Regions from separate parts of the Homo sapiens genome. Here region 2 is linked to region 1. A link is an interaction called in ENCODE POLR2A ChIA-PET data of the cell type or tissue named here. Cell type or tissue: Caco-2. All regions are shown on one strand. Links, peaks and the distances in the headings refer to the core of each region. The heading gives the core; the rest is flanking DNA.

Region 1 (4,402 bases), core at 196-4,195:
TAGAAAAAGAGACTTTGTCTGTTTTTAGTCTCTGCTGATCCTTTTTTTTTTCTTTTGAGACAAGGTCTCACTCTGGTCTCACTCTGTTGCCCAGGCTGGAGTGCAGTGGTATGATTGTGGCTTGCTGCAGCCTTGACCTCCCAGGCTCTAGCAGTCCTCCCACCTCAGCCTAAAATAGTGCCTGGAATAGACTTGGTGCTCAATATATCTGGTTGAATGGATGGAGAGCCAAAATGTATCTCCGGCCTGGTGGGGTTGCACACTGTGGTCTTGGTGATAGGTGGCTTCCTTCGTTCAGATGCAGAGAAGGCTAGCAAGGAGCTGGCCTAGGAACCATGAAGAAGTGAAGCTAGAGACTGTCAGTGGCTTTGCTCCCATGGTGGCATCCGAAGGCAGGCCCTGCCCTTCTCTTGGCCGTGGTCTCCTCTTGTCCAACAGGGGAGAATGATCTTACTTTCCCTCCGAGTCTCAGTTTGAGGAACTAGGAAACAACTAGACAGAGAGGAACTGAAGCCCAGGAATGAGCACTCTCTCCCATCCATGCCAGGGGATGACACCTGCTGTGCAAACTCTTTGTCACGAGGATCTAGACATCCTGACACCTGGCTCCCATTGTGTCCCTCCTGAAGCCTCCCTAGTGTTCCCTCTCTAGGTGAGACTCTCCTGACCCTCCTTCAGCCTGGGAGCAAAGACTGGTGGAAGCTGATTCTTAGGGTGGCTGAACTAGCTCCACTTCCAGGGGGTGCCCCCATAAGAGCATCAGAGCCTGTAGTAGTGAGAGAGAGATCCAATCCAGACATCATGGAAGCTAAGCTGGCCTGTGGGGAAGTGGGGAAGGAAGGCCAGGGCAGTGGCTCTGCATTGGGATGGGATGGGCCAATGATACGCAGGCGTGGCCTTTCCCACCTGCATCTTTTTACTGCTGCCGTGGAGCAAATCACCCCAAAACTTAGTGGCTTAACACAGTTGATTGTTTCTCACATTTCTGTGGGTTTTCTGGTGGTTCTCTGCTGGTTTCCCCTGGGCGCACTCATGTAGCTGTGTCCGGCTGGGTCTGGGTCCAAGGTGGCCTCATTCATGAGTCAGGCAGTTGTAGGCTGGCTATTGACAGAGGTGCCTCGGTCACATTCCATGGGACCTCTCGTCCTCTAAAAGACTAGACTGGCTTCCTTATGTGACGGTGTCAGGGCAGCATTCCAGGTGGGTAAAGGGAGAAACTACAAGGCCTCTTGAGGCCTCAAGTTTAGAATTTGAACAATTTCAATTTCCACTGCCACATTGTATTATACTCAAAGCAAATCACCGAGATCAACCAAGATTCGAGTGACGGAGCAATAGACTCCACCTTTCCATAGCCTGAGCTGCTGAGAATTCATGGTCATATTTGATTTACTCCCCGCCCTCCCGCCCCCCTGCCCCGACAGCGTTCAGGATCCATTGACAGTGGCAAACTGACCAAATTTCCCAGGTGATTACTCTGAAGAGCCAGCCCCTTGTGAATATGAGTAATTATCAAGCTAAGATGGAACACTGTGTGTTAGGCCCCAAGCTCAATGCGCGACAGGTACTATTTCTCACAGGGATTCTCTGAGATATGTGATCTTTCTTTTTTTTTTTTTTTTTTTTGAGACTCTTGTTTTCACTCTTGCTGCCCAGGCCGGAGTGCAATGGCGTGATCTCGGCTCACTGCAACCTCCGCCTCCTGGGTTCAAGTGATTCTCCTGCCTCAGCCTCCCGAGTCACTGCAATTACAGTTGCCTGCCACCACGCCCAGCTAATTTTTGTTATTTTTAGTAGAGACTGGGTTTCGCCATGTTGGCCAGGCTGGTCTTGAACTCCTGACCTCAGGTCATCCATCTGTCTCAGCCTCCCAAAGTGCCGGGATTACAGGCGTGAGCCACTGCACCTGGCCGAGATACGTGATCTTCCAACACCCATTTTAGAGTTAAGGAAACTGAGGCTTAGGGAGAGAAGATTACTTGCTCAAAGTCATGAAGCTTATAAGTGGCTACACTGAAACTTGAACCCCAAGGCTGTGATGTTCTTACCCTCTCTTGAGACTGACTGGCTAGCCATAACCTGATAAAAAAAAAAAACAGTACTAATGATAATGAGCATTTTGCATCCATGGTCTCATTGGCTCAATATGACAACCCTGCGATGTAAAATGGAACAGTTTTGAAGAAATGAAACTGGATGTTCAGAGTGTGAGTCCATTGCTAATAAGAGGTAGAATCAGAAACATGCAGACAGATAACAGAGAATTCTACCCTCAAGTGAGAATGTCACCCCAGGAGGGCAGGGCCTTATCTTTATTGTTTACCAGACCTTGGAATGAGTGACTGGTGCCTTCTCTGTGATATGGGGCTTCAGGTCAGCACAGGCAGGTTCCTCTGTGGTACAGTGCACTGGGCCTGGCCTGTGTGGGGAGGCTGGGGCAAGGGTAGCACGTGAAGCCGTGGGTCCCAGGTCAGCAGTGACACCAAAGACAGGACCTTCAGAGGAAAGGGCCAGTCTACTCTCTATTTTATGCTGCATGAGAGGGGAGAAATGAAACCTCAGTTGAAGCAGGGTAGGCATTGAGAGAAAGTTCTTAACCTGTGAGGATTTATTCGTGCTGGAGCCACTAAGGGAAGTTATAGAATCACTCTTTCTGAAAGCATGCTGGGATCAGATGGACCAGAGGACCTGAATCATTTTCCTATCCCAAGGAGCCATGCCCCACACTACCATAAGTAACAGTGGTTCCATGGACTGGTGAATTCTCTCCTGGGCCGCTGGGGAGACACAGCCCTAGGGAACCACATATCAAAGTGCCTGAGCAGGTGAGGCATGTATAGTTTAAAAAGGCTTCCCAAGAGATTGTGAGTCTCATTAGGTGCCTGCCATCTCCCAGTAGAATATAAGCTTCACGAGGACATGAATTTATGTCTGTGTTGTTTATTCTTGTATCTAGCACCTAGAACAGGCCTAGCACAGAGTAGGTGCTCACTAAGTATTTGTCGAATGAATAAACAAATGAAATTGTCCTCTGTCAAATGCATCTTCAGTTGAGAACTAAAACAGAGTCCTTTGTGTAGCACAGACACTCATTCACTTAGGGGCTAGACTGATGACCTTTTGTATTTATGGTTCTATAAAATAAGAGAGACCTAAGGCCTCCATGAACTGTGAGGAAGTTGGGATCTCCCCCCGCCTCAAGCCTGGCGACTTGCCCTGCCGCTCCCTACCCCAGGGAGTGCGGAGGCTTACTCTGTTCACACCTCCTCACTGAGCAGAGCCTCTTTGGTCATTGGCTTGGCTTGGCACTGAATTTCTCTCATCTGTGCCCATATACACATGGGATGGCTCTTGTTTGACTTGCCCTTTGAAAAACAACTTAAGCATGTTGAGGTTTCCTGTTGATTGGGGGCAGCCAGAGGCCTGTGACCCAGCAGGGAATTGTCAGCCAATCCCTGACTCACCCAAACTCCAGTTTTCTGTGTGTGAGCGAGCAGTGACAGCAGCCTGGCTCAGGGGCAGCTGGCTGCCTTCCTGTGGATAGCATGGCATTCCGGAGCCTGAGAGGCTGGGCAGCCCAGAGCTGAGGGCCACGGCCTTAGGGTCAGGTAGGCCTTGTGCTGTGCAGTGTTGGCAAATCCTGCTGTTTTTGAACTGAAACTGTTTGGAAAGAATTCTGAAAGTTGACAGTGGTTACTCTAGTAGACAAGTAGAAAAGTGTGCCCAAGAGGAAGTATGCTCATGGTGCTCTTCAATAAGCTCACCTTTCCCTTCCTTTTGCTCTTCATCATTCACCGAGCACCTTCCAGACACTATTTGTTTGTCCCTGGGCCTAGAAGAAACCATGGTCTAGTAGGGAAGACCAAGAAGTCCCTTGATACTTACAAGTGCTGTGGCAGGGGTGTGCTGAGTGCTGTGGGGATTTCTCTTGAGTTGCCTCAGGGCCCTGGCAGTTCAGAAAGTGGCAGAGGCACTGCTTCCTCTTCAGAGAGTCAGCCCAGTGTAGTGGAAGTTCACGTCCTGGTTTCACTTACCAGCTGAGTGACCTCGGATGAGATATTAAACCTTTCTGTGCCTTAGTGTTTTTTATTTGTAAAATGAAGATAATAAACATGATAACCTCATAGACTTTTCAGGAAGATTAAATGAGTTAACATATGTAAAAACATTTATTCAGAAGTGTTCCTTGTAGTTGCCAAGATCTGCATATGGATTTGGAGCTGGGACATGGTAGATGCCAATTATTGGATGTGATGCCACTGCTGGAGGGTGGAGCTGCCTAAGGAGTTGGCCTCCCCACCCCATTGGCTTCCTCAATGATAGAGTGGAAAAGACTCTTTCCTGAGGGGCGCTTCTGACCTGTCTGAGGCCCTCAGGGATTCTAATTCTGGTCAGAACCCAA
Region 2 (4,402 bases), core at 298-4,297, 170 kb before region 1:
CTGTAAAATGCTTAGCACAGTGCCCGGCAAAGATAAGTGCTCCATAGACTTAGCTAGCATTAGTATGTGCCAGGCACTGCCCTAGGAGTTGTGGAGAACAGAATGTGGATCAGACTAAAGGAGAATAAAAAAGAGGAAAGAATGCACATAAAATCTATAATACCAAGAACAAAATATTCGGACATGCCATAAGATTGACACAGATAAAATGCTATCAAGCTTAGGAGACTATGTTCAGCTGGGAGGATCAAGAAAGGTTTTGCAGAGAATGTAGTTTTCAAGCTAGGCCTGATGGCCTAGGAATCAGTGAGAGAAGAGGTAGATAAGATACCCGTTAACTGCTTTTACAATAAGTGTGGTTGGAGTGGGACAGAATTTGGTCCTCTTTATTTTTTATGGATTTCAAGGTTTTAGCACATTCCTCATAGGGTTATTGTGAATATCAAGTAAGTTAATATCTATAAAGTGCATTTATAGTACTTGGTACATAGTAGGTGCTCAATAAATATTAGCTAGTATTATTATCTTAAGCTTCAGCCTGGTCTCCCAAAATATGCTCTCACTTACCCAGTATCATAGCCACACCTCATCTCATTTGTCTCTCTTCCCCATTCTATTTTAGTCATTCCAGTTGAGGCACTACTTTCTTTTTGTCAGGTCAGCTCTTTGAAACTTTTCCCAGTGGTTCCCAGTTGCCACCTCTGTTGCCATAGCCTTAAAAAAATTTTTTGTGTGTACTTTTCCAATCTAATTTAAATTATGTGTAGTTATGGTTTCTTCTCTCCCAATAGCCTTTCAATTCCTTGAAGGCAGAAACTGTTCCTTATTTGTCCCTAAACATTCCAGGACCTGTTAAGTAGCGGGTGTTCAGTAGCCATTTGTTGAAATTACTCTGATTTAATTTTTAAGTTAAATAGACTTCTGTTAGCCCACATAAAGAGGTGGCTTTGTGGTGGCTCACACCTGTAATCCCAGAAGTTCAGGAGGTTGAGGTGGAAGGATTACTTGAGGCCAGGAGTTTGACAGCAGCCTGGGCAACATAGTGAGACCCCTGTCTCTATTTTTTAAAAAATTAAAAAACTAGCCTGGCATGGTGGCTCATACCTGTAGTCCTAGCTACTCGGGAGGTTGAGATGGGAGGATTGCTTGAGTCCAGGATGTTGAGGCTGCAGTGAGCTATGATCGTGCCACTGCCCTCCAGCCGGGGCAACAGAGTAAGAACCTATCTTAAGAAAAAAAAGAGTTGGCTTTTCTATTAAAAAAACACCTACCTACATGAACTTTAATGAATGTAATGAATATTCAATTGTAACTACATTTTCTCAGAATTTAACATTTAGAAATTTATGGGAAAGAAGATGCTTGAAATGAAACTGAAACCAAAAGACTCTAAATTAAATCTTTGCATTTGTTTTTATTTTTCTATTTGTAAATATATTTGTAAATATATTTTTATATGTGCATATTTATAATTTTAAAGATTCATCCTGTAAACCACAGATTGAGAGACTTGAGAGATTCCTTTTTATCTTTTTTAAGATTGGCTGGGAATAATGATAGAACATGACCTACCATCAGGCCCCTTGTGGATCAAATATAGCCCACGCCAAATGAAAGCCACTGGTGAGAACTGAAAATGGAATTGTAAATGGAGAGAGGGCAACTAATTAGGAATGTGCCTGGTCAACAGGGAAATAGACTGTCAGTATTGACAGAAAAATAAACTATTGATATGAGTTTTTAATGACTTCTATCTTCACAAGGGTAAATTCACTAATGAGAACAGATGAAAGTTAGTTGTCAGGGTTCTATGTTTTGGAGGAGATGCGTTGGAAGAGGTCTTTAATTGTGAAATGGGGAAAGAGACTGGTGCTGTATTTGGGACTTTTTGAGGAGAAAAAACAAGTCCAGTGAAGAGCAATGTAAATTCCTTTTCTTTATGTGAAGGGGGCCAAAAAGGGTTAAAAACCCAGGATGCAAAAGTGGGTACTGTGCCAGAGTTAGACAGTGATTTATACTGTACATACCAGAAACTGTATAAATCATTTTATTTGACAAATGGTATTGTTATTTCTCCAGCAGACTTAAGAGCTTTGGAATCATCACAGCTTTGTAAGGTAGTATTACAGACTGAGTCATTAGATCATTCATTTTGCCTGATTACATCATCTCACTGGGTTATTGGGGGAATGAAAGAAACTCATTATCAAAATTGTCATCTTGATGATGTAGATTAAAGAAAATGAATCAAACTTCTGAGAATTAACTTTCACAATCTGTTTAAAATTGACTGGGAGTTAAAAAAATTGGTTGCAGAGCAGGAATGATTGAAATCTTGTCATTTTTAAAAGTCAGAGATCAAAGGAATAGTATTTGGAAGATATTTAATATAAACAGTTGAAATTTATGTAGAGTTTTTTTTTTTTTTTTTTTGAAGACTTCTTGGCTGGGCGCGGTGGCTCACACCTGTAATCCCAGCACTTTGGGAGGCTGAGATGGGCAGATCACGAGGCCAGGAGATTGAGACCATCCTGGCTAACACGGTGAAACCCCATCTCTATTAAAAATACAAAAAATTAGCTGGGCGTGGTGGCAGGAGCCTGTAGTCCCAGGGGAGGCTGAGGCAGGAGAACGGCGTGAACCTGAGAGGCAGAGCTTGCAGTGAGCCAAGGTCGCGCCACTGCACCCCAGCCTGGGTGACAGAGCGAGACTCCATCTCAAAAAAAAAAAAAAAAAAGAAAAAAAAGACTTCTTTATTGAGGTATAATGTACATATGATAAAATTTACCTGTCTTAAGTGTATATTTCAGTATTTTTTGTAAATTTACAGAGTTGTCAACATCACCAAAGTGCAGTTTTGGAACACTGTCATTACCTGAGAAAAATCCCTAGTGTATACCATATGCAGTCAGTTCTCAGCTCCTGCCTCTGGTCCTAGGTGACCAGTCTTCTGCTTGCTGTCTTATGAATTCGCCTTTTCTGGACAATTCATATAGATGGAATCTGATAATATGTGACCTTTTTTTGCCTGGCTTCTTTTAATTAGCATAATGTTTTTGAGGCTCACACATGTCGTAGCATGTATCAATACTTCATTCTTTTTTATGACTGAATACTATCCCGTTATATGAATATATTACATTTTGTTTATCCATTTACTGGTTGATGGTCATCTGAAATGTTTCTGGTTTGGGGCTATTTTGACTGATAATGCATAGTAAGACTTTGTGTGGACACATGTTTTCATTTCTCTTGGGAATACAGACTTGAGCCGCCGCACCCACACCAGATGTATGATTCATAAGTATTTTCTCCCAGGCTGTGTCATGTATTTCATTTTCTTAGTGGTGTAATTTGAAGTACTAACATTTAAAGTTTTGATGAACTCCAACTTATTAATTTTTTTCCTTTATAAATTGTGCTTTTGGTGTTATATCTAAGAAATCTTTGCCTAACCTAAGGTCATGAAAATTTTTTTTGAAGATTTTTTCTATGTTTCCTCCTAATAGTTGTATATTTTAGTTTTTACATTTAACTCTATGCCATTTTGCATTAATTTTTATGTGCATTATGAGGTAAGGGTCTAGATTCATTTCTTTTCATGCAGATGTTCAATTTTCTCAGTATCATTTGTATAAAAGACTATCCTTTTCTCATTAAATTCCCTTGGCAACTTTGTCAAAAATCAATTCACCATAAATGTAAGAGTTAGCTTTTAGACTTTAAATTATGTTCTATTGATCTATATGTCTGTCCTTATGCCATATTATACTGTATTGATTATTGTAGTTTTGTAGTAAGTTTGGAAATTGGGAAGTATATCAACTATGTTCTTCATTTTCAAAATTATTTTTATATTCTAGTACAGTCATTATTTCCATAAAATTTAAATTCAGTTTGTCAACTTCTGTGTAACAACTGTTGATGTTTTGATAGAGATTATATTGAATTCACAGATTAATTGAGGAAGAATTGCAATCTTAACAATATTGGGTTTTTGAATTTATGAACATGGAATGTCTGTCCATTTATTTCAGTTTTCTTTATTTTTTTTACTAATATTGTGTAGTGATTAGTGTACATATTGCACTTCTTTTAACAAATTTATTAAGTATTTTTATGCTGTTGTGAATGAAATTGTTTTCTCAATTTCATTTTCAGATGAAATTATTACTAGTGTATAGAAATATAGTTGACTTTTTCATATTGATATTGTATCCTGTAACCTTGTTAAACTCATTTACTTGTTCTAAGAATTTTTTTGTGGATTCTTTAGGATTTTCTGTATACTGGATCAGATCTTCTGTGAATAAAGAAAGGCTAACTTTTTTCTTTTCAATCAGGACTTCTTTTTCTTGCCTAATCGCACTGGCTTGAACCTGTAGTACAATGTTGAATAGAA

What was found. Peaks named below come from ENCODE experiments on the same cell type or tissue, not always from the same donor. Only the 100,000 strongest peaks of a DNase experiment are listed, where the experiment ranks them.
Region 2: POLR2A ChIA-PET joins it to region 1 with 5 read pairs; 3 of 35 experiments call an interaction of 5 or more read pairs at or near these places.

The regions. Positions count from the first base shown.
Region 1 is chr11:8,732,016-8,736,417 of GRCh38, reverse strand. The region is part of intron 2 of DENND2B (DENN domain containing 2B); the gene reads left to right. Among named protein-coding and RNA genes, the nearest start is that of DENND2B-AS1, 35 kb to the left of the region's middle. In Caco-2, for the core only: no CTCF peak of the experiment used is centred there; DNase peaks (open chromatin) are centred at 1,124 and 2,347.
Region 2 is chr11:8,904,541-8,908,942 of GRCh38, reverse strand. It overlaps a transcript of DENND2B not described here. Among named protein-coding and RNA genes, the nearest start is that of AKIP1, 4.4 kb to the left of the region's middle. In Caco-2, for the core only: no CTCF peak of the experiment used is centred there; no DNase peak of the experiment used is centred there.